Regions from separate parts of the Mus musculus genome. Here region 1 is linked to region 2. The links are chromatin loops, found by intact Hi-C in ENCODE. Cell type or tissue: heart. All regions are shown on one strand. Each heading gives the region's core, and the rest is flanking DNA. Links, peaks and the distances in the headings are about the cores only. Region 1 has its middle 96 kb from the start of Gm23906. Region 2 has its middle 2.7 kb from the start of Nepn.

Region 1 (5,387 bases), core at 242-5,241, 600 kb after region 2:
CAGCAGTAAACCGACCAAAGAAAGAAAGGAAGGGAGGAAAGAGAAGAGAAGGGAAGAGGAGAGGAGAGGAGAGGAGAGGAGAGGAGAGGAGAGGAGAGGAGAGGAGAGGAGAGGAGAGGAGAGGAGAGGAGAGGAGAGGAGAAAGGAGAAATTATTACTATTATTATTTTTCTGTCTAGAATTTTGTAGGAGACTTAGAAGTGATAAAATCTGGTCTTTGTATACAAGTCTTTGTATATAAACATGTGATTTGGTAGTGAGAGCTCACTCAGACAATATCTGCTGGCTTTGTTAGGCTTGATTCCTAAATGGTTTGGTTTTCAACTCTAGATGTCAAAATGTGGAATGATCCTCAGTCAAAGAGAGAAGGATACACAACTTGGCTGCCAAGCATGGAGAGCTAGCTCTCTGGTGGAAAGATGAGACACGACAGAGACCAGGAAACAAGCTCAATTTCTACCCTGTGATGCTGAGGAATCTGGGGGAAAACATGTTCTGACTCTCAAGAGGGAGATGACAAACTTAAAGGGGTACTGAGGGTCCAAAGTACAAAGGTCTGGCTGAAGGTTCTGCGAAATGACTCTTGGGCATCCCATAAACAAATAAGCCATCACACCGGAAGCCTCCGTGCCATTCAGCTTTGCTAATGATAACTAGGGATCACACGAGCTGCCACTGTAGTCAATGATTTCCAAATCAAATATTGCAATCTCTGGAAACTGATGAGACATATGTAGCACTGAAGCTAACAGGACGACAGGTGTAGTCTCCATTTTCTCAGGTCATATTAAAGGAGAAAGTTGTGACTACATATATAGCCAGCATCCAGTCACAGAAAAGGCAGATTTACTGTCATTGCGTGCCACAGGGACATCAAGACTGGAGTCATATTTTGGAGAATGTCACCCTTTGTCTATGAAGACACAAAGATCAGTATTTCTTAATCAGAATTTTCCAAGGTACATATGGGGGCAGCAAATATATGGAATATCTCTGTACTTTCCTCCCAGTTTTATTGTGAACCCAAAAGTGTTCTGGGAGAATAAGTAAGTAAGTTTAGTAATGACTTAAAGAAAACAAACAGTGTAAAGACATATTCAAAAATTACAAACCCAGTTGGTAAATGTGATTGGAACTTTGGCAAGTTTGTGAAAACACATTGTTTGTTTGTTTGTTTGTTTTGTTTTGCAAGAGACTCTTGGAAGAAATAGTGGCATCGTCCCATTTGAGCAGGCACAATGCCCCTTTCAACAGATGGTTGACAGAGAAGCTAGCCAAAAGTCCATGCATGAACAACAAATGCGCGGCTCAGGGCAGGAGTCCAGGTGGCCAGTGTTGAAATTGTTTTCCATCCTACGCTTGCCGGCCTATGGCGAAGCAACTAGGCTGTCACTTGACTCTTACACATTAAAGTGAAATGACCAAATAGTTCCCATGACTATAGGAAAGAAGTCCAGAAGGCTTGGGCAACAGTGTTCCCAAAGTGGCATTAGGAATCCTCGTTTTTCTTGTATCCTTATAAGGAAGACTCCCGAGCGTTCGATTAACTCTGAATTGTATCTCGCTAATGCATGAGTGCCATGTGTACACAGACATCTTGGCATCATTAGCAGTGAGAAGCATTCCCCCATAGAGATCCAGTACCAAGTCATTTTGGCCAAGAGTAAAAATTATTCCTAAGAGGGGGAATGCTGTCTTTGCTGTCTGCTTTTATATGCTTTAGGCAACTCGCTACTAAATAAATGTGGGTACAAAGCTGTTTGTCTAGTCCAAGGGTTGTCTTGTCTCTTGTGTGACTTCAATCAAAACATTATGATGTATATGAGCTGGACTTAGGTTGTCCGTGTTCTCTGTGGCTGGCACTGAACTTTTAGGTCAGCAAGAGATGTTGCTCAGGGCTTACCCAGAAGAGACAAGGCCCAGAGTTTGATCCTTAGCAGGAAAGGAAGACAACTTTAATGAAGGCATTATTTTATCAGAATCAAATGTTAGTGGCCATAGGATGTACACATGTGATTGGGGGTGGTTTCTGTCTACAAAATGGTCAATACATGTATATGAGTAAGATAAGTGTTTTCATTTTTTGTTTTCTGCTGTGTTCACCTTTCAGGCTATGAGATTTACTCAGAACTCAAACTTACAGAAAGATACAGAAAAAAATTATTTCAAAGAGGGGAACGCTAAGAGGGGAAAAAAATCATTGGTCTCAGCACAGTGAGACCCTTTTACACTCCTGTTTTGGGAATTTTTCAGTTTTTAGAGGATATTCCACTTTCAACATCATATTTTCACACAATGTATTTTGATAGATACATTTTATAACATTCTCAACAAATTAGTAAAAATATTATTAAACATTATCTATCCACAGCAAACGCGGTAAGCGGGAAGGACAATCCATTTGTTGGCATAAATTCAATAAAAACCATCTCAAACTCTTCTGTCCAGTTGCAGCCTCTTTTCTAAGAATCACAGCTACTTTAGATCTAATCTAATCTTTTTCAGGAGAACTAAACTCTTTTTATTTTAGGGATCCTACTCATATCAATGAAGTCAGGCTTTTTAAAATATGCATTTTCTGTATGTTTCAAATACATGAGAAGGTTTGGATCAAGAATCTTCCATCTACTGAATCTGATTAATAAGTAACCATTTGTTTTCTGTTCACACTCCAGGTACAGGACTATGAAACATCTTGATATATTCTTTCTTGACTTACTAGGTTTTGTTCTTTGAGCTCCCGGGATAGCACACGAGTCACGCTAATAGCTCACAAAATTTCTTAAATTATAATATGCAATTTTCCAAATTAGAAATTTTTTAACCTGAAATTCTAGCACTTGGGAAGGTGAAGAAAGATTATAAGGAGTTTAAGTCCAGTCTGGCTACATGGAGGCTTTGTGGCCAGCCTGGGTTTCTTTCATGAAAGCTAGTTTCAAAATTTTATTAAAAAAAAAAAATCTTACAATTTCTATATTATAACCAGAATCTATAATAAAAAGCTTTGTTACTTAAAAATTTATAAAACTATAACATAACTGTAAAGCTTATATTACTCTGGAACAAAATCAAAGTTTTATCAAAGTTGGAAAATGGATTTTAAATGCTGAAAAATAAATGAATTTTAGGGTCGTGCTGCCCTCTAGTGACAAGGTCAGAGAATTTCTTTCATCTGATTATCCTCACCTTAATTGAGGCTCCTGTTTGAAATACTGCCTACATATTAGAATCACTCCAAAAGCCCATTTAAAAACCCTAGTTCACAGAATGCAGAGATATTGGTGTATTTATACTGAGTCTTTTGTCAACAGTTTTGATACAGTATACAGGAGATTCAGAGAGCATCATGTTAAGAAATGCTGGTACAAACCACTCTGGAAATCAGTCTGGCGGTTCCTCAGAAAACTGGACATAGTACTACCGGAGGATCCAGCAATACCTCTCCTGGGCATATATCCAGAAGATGTCCCAACAGGTAAGAAGGACACATGCTCCACTATGTTCATAGCAGCCTTATTTATAATAGCCAGAAGCTGGAAAGAACCTAGATGCCCCTCAACAGAGGAATGGATACAGAAAATGTGGTACATCTACACAATGGAGTACTACTCAGCTATTAAAAAGAATGAATTTATGAAATTCCTAGCCAAATGGATGGACCTGGAGGGCATCATCCTGAGTGAGGTAACACATTCACAAAGAAACTCACACAATATGTATTCACTGATAAGTGGATATTAGCCCCAAACCTAGGATACCCAAGATATAAGATATAATTTGCTAAACACATGAAACTCAAGGAGAATGAAGACTGAAGTGTGGACACTATGCCCCTCCTTAGATTTGGGAACAAAACACCCATGGAAGGAGTTACAGAGACGGAGTTTGGAGCTGAGATGAAAGGATGGACCATGTAGAGACTGCCATAGCCAGGGATCCACCCCATAATCAGCATCCAAACGCTGACACCATTGCATACACTAGCAAGATTTTATTGAAAGGACGCAGATGTAGCTGTCTCTTGTGAGACTATGCCGGGGCCCAGCAAACACAGAAGTGGATGCTCACAGTCAGCTAATGGATGGATCATAGGGCTCCCAATGGAGGAGCTAGAGAAAGTAGCCAAGGAGCTAAAGGGATCTGCAACCCTATAGGTGGAACAACATTATGAGCTAACCAGTACCCCGGAGCTCTTGTCTCTAGCTGCATATATATCAAAAGATGGCCTAGTTGGCCATCACTGGAAAGAGAGGCCCATTGGACTTGCAAACTTTATATGCCCCAGTACAGGGGAATACCAGGGCCAAAAAGGGGGAGTGGGTGGGCAGGGGAGTGGGGGTGGGTGGATATGGGGGACTTTTGGTATAGCATTGGAAATGTAAATGAGTTAAATACCTAATAAAAAATGGAAAAAAAAAAGAAAATAAAAAAAAAAAAAAAAAAAAAGAAATGCTGGTACAGCCAGAGAAACTAAGTATTAATAAAAGTTGGAGTTGGTTGTCAGCTCCAAAGCATTCAGCGCACGGTCTCTGTTGCTTCTTCACGTCAGGTATGTGCAGAAATGTGTACATACTACACACACAACTGCAGAGGACAGTTCTTTCTCCACCTCCTGCATTTTAGCTTCCAGCCAACTTCCAATCAAAACACAAGTTCACTGTTAAAATTCAGAGATTCCCAAACTGATGTGCCCACCCTGTAGAGGAGAAAGGGACTTGAAGATGAGAAGATGACATTGAAACTCCCTCTCGTGATTTTTTTTTTATAGTCTTGAGTAGAATGCCCTCGTAAGACTAAAGGAGGGTTTTGTTGTTGTTGTTGTTGTTGTTTTTGTTTTGTTTTGTTTTGTTTCGTTTTGTTTAAGTTTAAGTTTAAGGCAGCACCTGGCTGCTGGCTGGCACTTTAACAGGTATTGTTTAGTGAATGAACAAATCACTAAGTGGAAATATGAAAAATAGGTTAACCTCTGAGACAAGCTAAGAGAGAATCAAATATACATAGATGGGTAAGTTCTTCAATAAAGAACAGGAACCCTTGAGATGAAGGAAGGAAGGAAGAAACCTATTCAATGAAAGCTTGGAAAGTAAACACGCATGAGCTTCCCGTGTAATGCAAATATGACAAGGCAAGGGCAATTTGTAGAGCCTGTGATTTGTCCCAAACCTCGGATGCTGTAAGACTGACCTGAGGGTTATTTTAATGAGATGTGACAACAGAACTAATCGATCGTCTGTGGAATACTCTAGGGACACAATTCATTATTTTGATAGCTAGCAAATAAAGGTTAAGACTTGGCTGTTTTGTTTTGTTTTCTACACAGATAGTATTACTGGGTAACCACATATTTCTCCTTATGGAGGAGTATTACAGTTGACAAATAAGTAAGG
Region 2 (5,387 bases), core at 198-5,197:
ATAACAGAATCTTTTGAATGTGTGCTTGTCCTTGTGAGAAGACAGGGGGTTGGGGGTAACTCCATTTGTTCCATTTGTCTGGGTTAGCAATCATTACAAAGAGGAAGGGCGTAAACATTGATAAGCTGCCTTAATATCTCTAGGTGAACAAAACCCTGTGTTATTTATGGCTTGCAAGTCTAAACTGCAAACACTTCTATTATCTGTAGTTTCCTCAGTTTTGTTAAATGTGACACTAAGGAATTAGTGGAAAAAGACAAAGAGCTGTTTTATAGTGGGCCATAAAACCTTTGCATTTTCTGTGACCCTATATTAAAACCATTTTTGCAGGACCTAAGCTAGCAGGTGTTTTCTTCTCACATTAATTATTAAGGGGAAATAGGCAGGTTCGATATTTGTTACCATTTTGGTGACATTTTATTGCTAGATGAAACAATGGGTTGCAATGAGAAATATTTAGAACCACAGATAAGGAGCTTAGTTTATCTACCTCTTAATTCACCCAAACATAATGCTTTGGGAAAATATCTTTCTTATTCAAAAATATTAAGTCTATTATAAACAAAACACTTAGTTGACTCTATTTGACTTCGAACAACAATGGTACAAAGGCTCTTTATTTTCTTCACAGAGATTTGCTGGTTGTGAAATCTTGTAAAGATGTAAGCGTAGAGGATCATTTTATCCAGGTACCCTGGTTGTCTGTCGTAGCTTTGTGTCCTACACAGGGCATTGGAGCTGGGGCCTTTGGGAGTGTTTAACAGAGAACTGAGCTCTGTTATGCTGCCAAGCCTCTACGAGTGCTCCAGAGCAAACCTTTGCTGTAGAAAAGCTCCTCCAGGGACCCCTGAGCTCAGATGATATGATTGCCCTTTGAGGCCAGTTTCATTGACTTAATAACCACTGATTTGACTTTCAGGGTACCAGTATTATGTGTCTTTCTCATTTGTTTTTCTATTTGCTAGGCTGTATTCTATCAGAGACTAAGAATGATAAAATATTTTTCATCAATATTATGCCTTTAAATATCTTATTGCTTTTGTCTAATAATAGTTACTTTTTAAGTTTTTAAAGCAAAAAGTGTATAATTGATTTTAATAATCTGGAAGAAAATAGAAAAGGGCAATCAAGGTGGCTCTTTGGGTAAAGGCAGCTGCCTGCAACCCTGATGACCTGAGTTCAATACCTGAGACTCATAGGCGAGAACTGATTTTCAAAAGCTATCCTCTGACCTGCAAGTGCCCTTCCTTCCCCCCTCTTTCCCTACTCTCTCTCTCTCTCTCTCTCTCTCTCTCTCTCTCTCTCTCTCTCTCTCACACACACACACACACACACACACACATACACACACACACACATACACACACACACACACAGAGCAAAATGTAATAAAACTTTTAAGGACAAAAAATAGCAAGAAGGCAGGGAAGTCAGCTTTAGTTATATCACAAAGTTAAACATTTTTCTAGCCCTTTTCTAGGCTTAGGCTTTGAAAAGACAAGAGAAATGCTCACTGCACATTTTATGTGCGTCTGGATGTTGCTAAACAGATGACTTTAAGTTACTTTCATATTTTGTAGCATCTAATGTGGAGATCGAAGGCTCCTTTCAGTATTTATTGTGCTATGAAGTTGCTATAGACCTGGTATGGTGGAACACCGTAATCTCAACTCAGGAGACTGAGACGGGAGAATTGTGAGTTCTAGGCAAGTCTATTTTATATAGGAAGACCCTGTCTAAAAGAAAAAAGAAATAGCAGCAGGAAGTCCCCTGCTGCTCAGCTCCTTTCTACTGACATCTGGAGCTTCTGCATTCTGACCAAGAGCTAGACATACATGGCTCAGGTTTCTAGTAATTGAATGCCTAAGATCAAGAATAAGGCATGTGGTTCATTCCGAGCACTTCTGATGTTTTTACCAGGTTTCCTGGAGGGTGGAGGAAGGAAATGCTGATCAAGGAATGTGATGTATTTCTCAAGCACAGAAACACAATGATTTACCCAACAGCTCTATTCAATATGTACACCAAAATCTAGGTTTTAATCTTTTCGGCACAGTCTCAAGGAACTAATCGCCTCCAGATTTGAAATGGGCTTGGACTAGGTTTTGGTTCAGCTTCTTACATCAGATTCCTTCCTGACTTATTATTTTTACTCTCCTCCACAGAACCTATTTTTATTTTAAGGCTAGGTTGTTCCCAGTCACCTAGTGGCCTGAGCAGTGAGAGTTACAGACCAGTGCTCAGTAGCCAGTCCCCGAGCCCAGTCAGTGCCTTAGCCCTCCAGTTTTCCTGGGCAGGCCCAGCAGCCACCTACATATTTTCAGATCTGTCTTCCACCTCGGGAGTAGTCACAGAAAATTCAGGAGCTGCCACAGACCCTACCCCCTGGCCTTTCTCCTTGACCACTGCCTTTTTGCAATCCCTTCCCTTTCCTTCTCACCTGCATGGGGTATGACTTCTCACGAGGGCTTACAGGAGATGGTGCTGTGCATCACGGAACGTCTCAAGCCATCACTCACTGCAACACTGCAGCTGAGGGAGCTCTTTGGCTACATGAAATGGCCATGTTCACATTGCAGAGAAGGATCTATGTACAAAAGATGCCTCTGTGAGGGGTTGCTGGTTCATCTTTGGACCTGTCACTACTAGAAGACATGTGACCTGGAAAGTTGCTTGAATAAGGTTAATAAAGGGCCTAGGAATGAAGCTACCAGCAGTAGGAATGGCTCCAGTGGCAGGCAGTATATTTCAATAAAGCTCACTGAAATTCGTTCCTAGAGACGAGATGAGCCTGACATTGGTAGAGTTCTCATTGGCAACAGTGGTTTGAGCTTCCAGCAGCAGTAGCTTCTCCCAGGTCCTATTCAGATATCTGATGTAGGTACCATCACTTTTCCTTTATAGATGTGGCTGCTCTGTGTAAAAATCAAGGTAGGTGCCACCTAAGTGGATTCCTGCTGCAAAGAGTTCCTTTTTCTTTGTTCGCAGGATTTCAAGGGCTTTGGGCACAGTGTGCAAGTTGTTCTTAAGTTATGACCAGAATCAAGAGCAATAGCATACGAGCCGTTCCTGGGACAGCCTGCAAAGTAAAACACTTCTGGTTCTCATGAAACTATAGGGGAAGGGACAGTGTTATTGGCTTCTAGTGGGTAATAGGCAAAGATAATCCAGCTAAACACCCTATAGGGACAAATGTCACCCATGGGGGGGGGGGGGGAATTTACAGTCCAGAATGTCAGTATTGCCATTGTTGAAAAAAAAAAAAAAGGAAAAAACTACAGGAAACACAAATGAATATTGACTTTTACTGATCTATTAAAAACCAAAGATCAAAAATAATTGGCCTCTACTCTAAAATTTTATTTTTGGAGCAATTATCACCAAAGGCACCATGAAGAACTCTGTAGAAATTGCTTTTAAGTGAGTGTTCCTGATGTGTTAAATGGAGGACTTAACTCTTGTTTCTGACATTTTGATGAATTTTAATTAGTGTCACAGGATATCTGCATGAGAAGGAAGCTCAGAGATAATATTCTGAATAACCTCTTCACTACTATCCATAGAAAATTTAAGTCCAGAAAAGAAATTGACTTACTATATCAGGCCTGATCTGGCTCATAATCTGACCATAAACTTAACAGAAAGCTTTACAAAAATAAAAAACACATAGACTTCTTAGTATTAAAAAATACTTTAAGGATATTTTAATGCATATACAGTTCTTTCAAAATAGTTTATTCTGAAACATGCTGAATACAGGTGTTAAAGTAAAACAGAAAAAATACACTTCATTTTTCTTTTTGTTTTGTCTTGTTTTCTCTCATAAAATGAAGACAGCTGGGAATAGTGGTACCCACAGTTCCAGCACGTAAGAGGCTGAGGCAGAAGAATAGTGAACCTGGGCTACAAAGCAAGTCTCATAAGTAGTTCTGTCAATGCATTCGTGTAGTCTAAAAATTGAAGTACAAAGCAAAGAAAATGTATTTAGAAATGTACCTCCTCTTCAGGAAGGGTCTTATAGAAGTAATCTATTAGAAACATAGCAAAGGAGGTTAATGAGCGGGAGTTTGTGTTTGGTCTATGAAGACTGACAACCTGGGAAGTAAACAGTAAGTTGACAGTGAATAAAGAGAAAGAGTCAATGACCGGTAAATGCTGATAGCCATTGATAGATAGTGGTCTTAGATAATGAGCAGTGGGGGACGGTAAATGAAGAGTGTGGGCTTAAAGACTAACTGAAAGTTAGTCTTAACAGTACAAAGAAATGGGAACTGAAAACTTTTGTCATGCTTTAAGTCTGTATACACCGTACAAAATATAGCATCTGAGACCCTTTAATTGTAGAACAGAAGAAAACAATTTTAAACCTTAAATTATCCTGAGCTTAATAAACAAGACAGAATATTGCTAAATAAACATTTCTATGTTGAAGACATATTATTTAAATTTTAAAGACTAATGTGGATTAAGAAATATGTCTATGCCTTAGACAGTATAAAAATCTATTTAGATATGCTCTGTTGCATGTATCAAAGGTGTTTGAAAAGCAACTGCTTTTAGAATTTCCTAGGTAAATAATGAATTATCTTAACCCTCAAAGTCATCTACAGTTACAGCATTCCTCCCGGAGTCCATAGAATTTGAGTTTTGTTTTGTTTTGTTTTGTTTTGTTTTGTTTTGTTTTACAAAATTTGTGTGTGCACGTGTGTGTGTGAAAGCACACATGTTCATATAAAGAAAAGGCCAGAGGGTGACCGTAAGTGACTTTTGTAATTCTACAATTTAGTTTTAGAAGCAAGGTCTCTCACTGAAACTGGATCTCATTGATTCAGCTGGATGGGCTGACCAGCAAGACCCCAGAAGCCTCCTGTCTGTCTCAAAGCACTGAGAGCATAGATGCACACCACCAGATATGACTTCTTTTATGAGGTGTTAAGGGTCCCAACTGAGGCCTTCATTCTTGGTCACCAAGCATTTTATTTGCTGAGCCATCTCCCAAGCTAGCATCTGAGATTTCAACCTAAGCAGGTCCCAGCGTAGGGCTTACCTGCTAAGGTGTTTCATATGGCGACCACAAAGCACTATAGCAGACACTTGCAGAACCCTAAGTGGGAATGGAATCCACAGCTGCACATGAGAAAAGAAAGGCAGGTGACTGAGCTAACCCTAAGTCACTCCACCAAAATTCTCACATTTTTAGAATAAGACAAGGAGTTTCCCCATTTATATTAAAAGAAACAGAGGAAGAATGTGGCTTAATAAGTCACCCCAAAACACTCAAATTTACTTCTTTTGTATGAATTTCTCAAATGTATAAATCATAACAATTTTATTTGACAAATATCATGACTATAAAATAAGTACAATGTTCTGAGGCTTCCCCACAT

Evidence for each region. A loop is a pair of places that touch in the nucleus more often than their neighbours do. Peaks named below come from ENCODE experiments on the same cell type or tissue, not always from the same donor. Only the 100,000 strongest peaks of a DNase experiment are listed, where the experiment ranks them.
Region 1: a loop joins it to region 2, with 7 times the contacts of the local background. A loop is called at or near these places in 12 of 42 quality-filtered maps.

The regions. Positions count from the first base shown.
Region 1 is chr10:51,790,020-51,795,406 of GRCm38, reverse strand. No RefSeq gene overlaps it. Among named protein-coding and RNA genes, the nearest start is that of Gm23906, 96 kb to the left of the region's middle. In heart, for the core only: a CTCF peak has its summit at 3,149 (motif pointing left); no DNase peak of the experiment used is centred there.
Region 2 is chr10:52,386,180-52,391,566 of GRCm38, reverse strand. It overlaps a transcript of Nepn not described here. Among named protein-coding and RNA genes, the nearest start is that of Nepn, 2.7 kb to the left of the region's middle. In heart, for the core only: a CTCF peak has its summit at 2,193; DNase peaks (open chromatin) are centred at 1,946 and 2,336.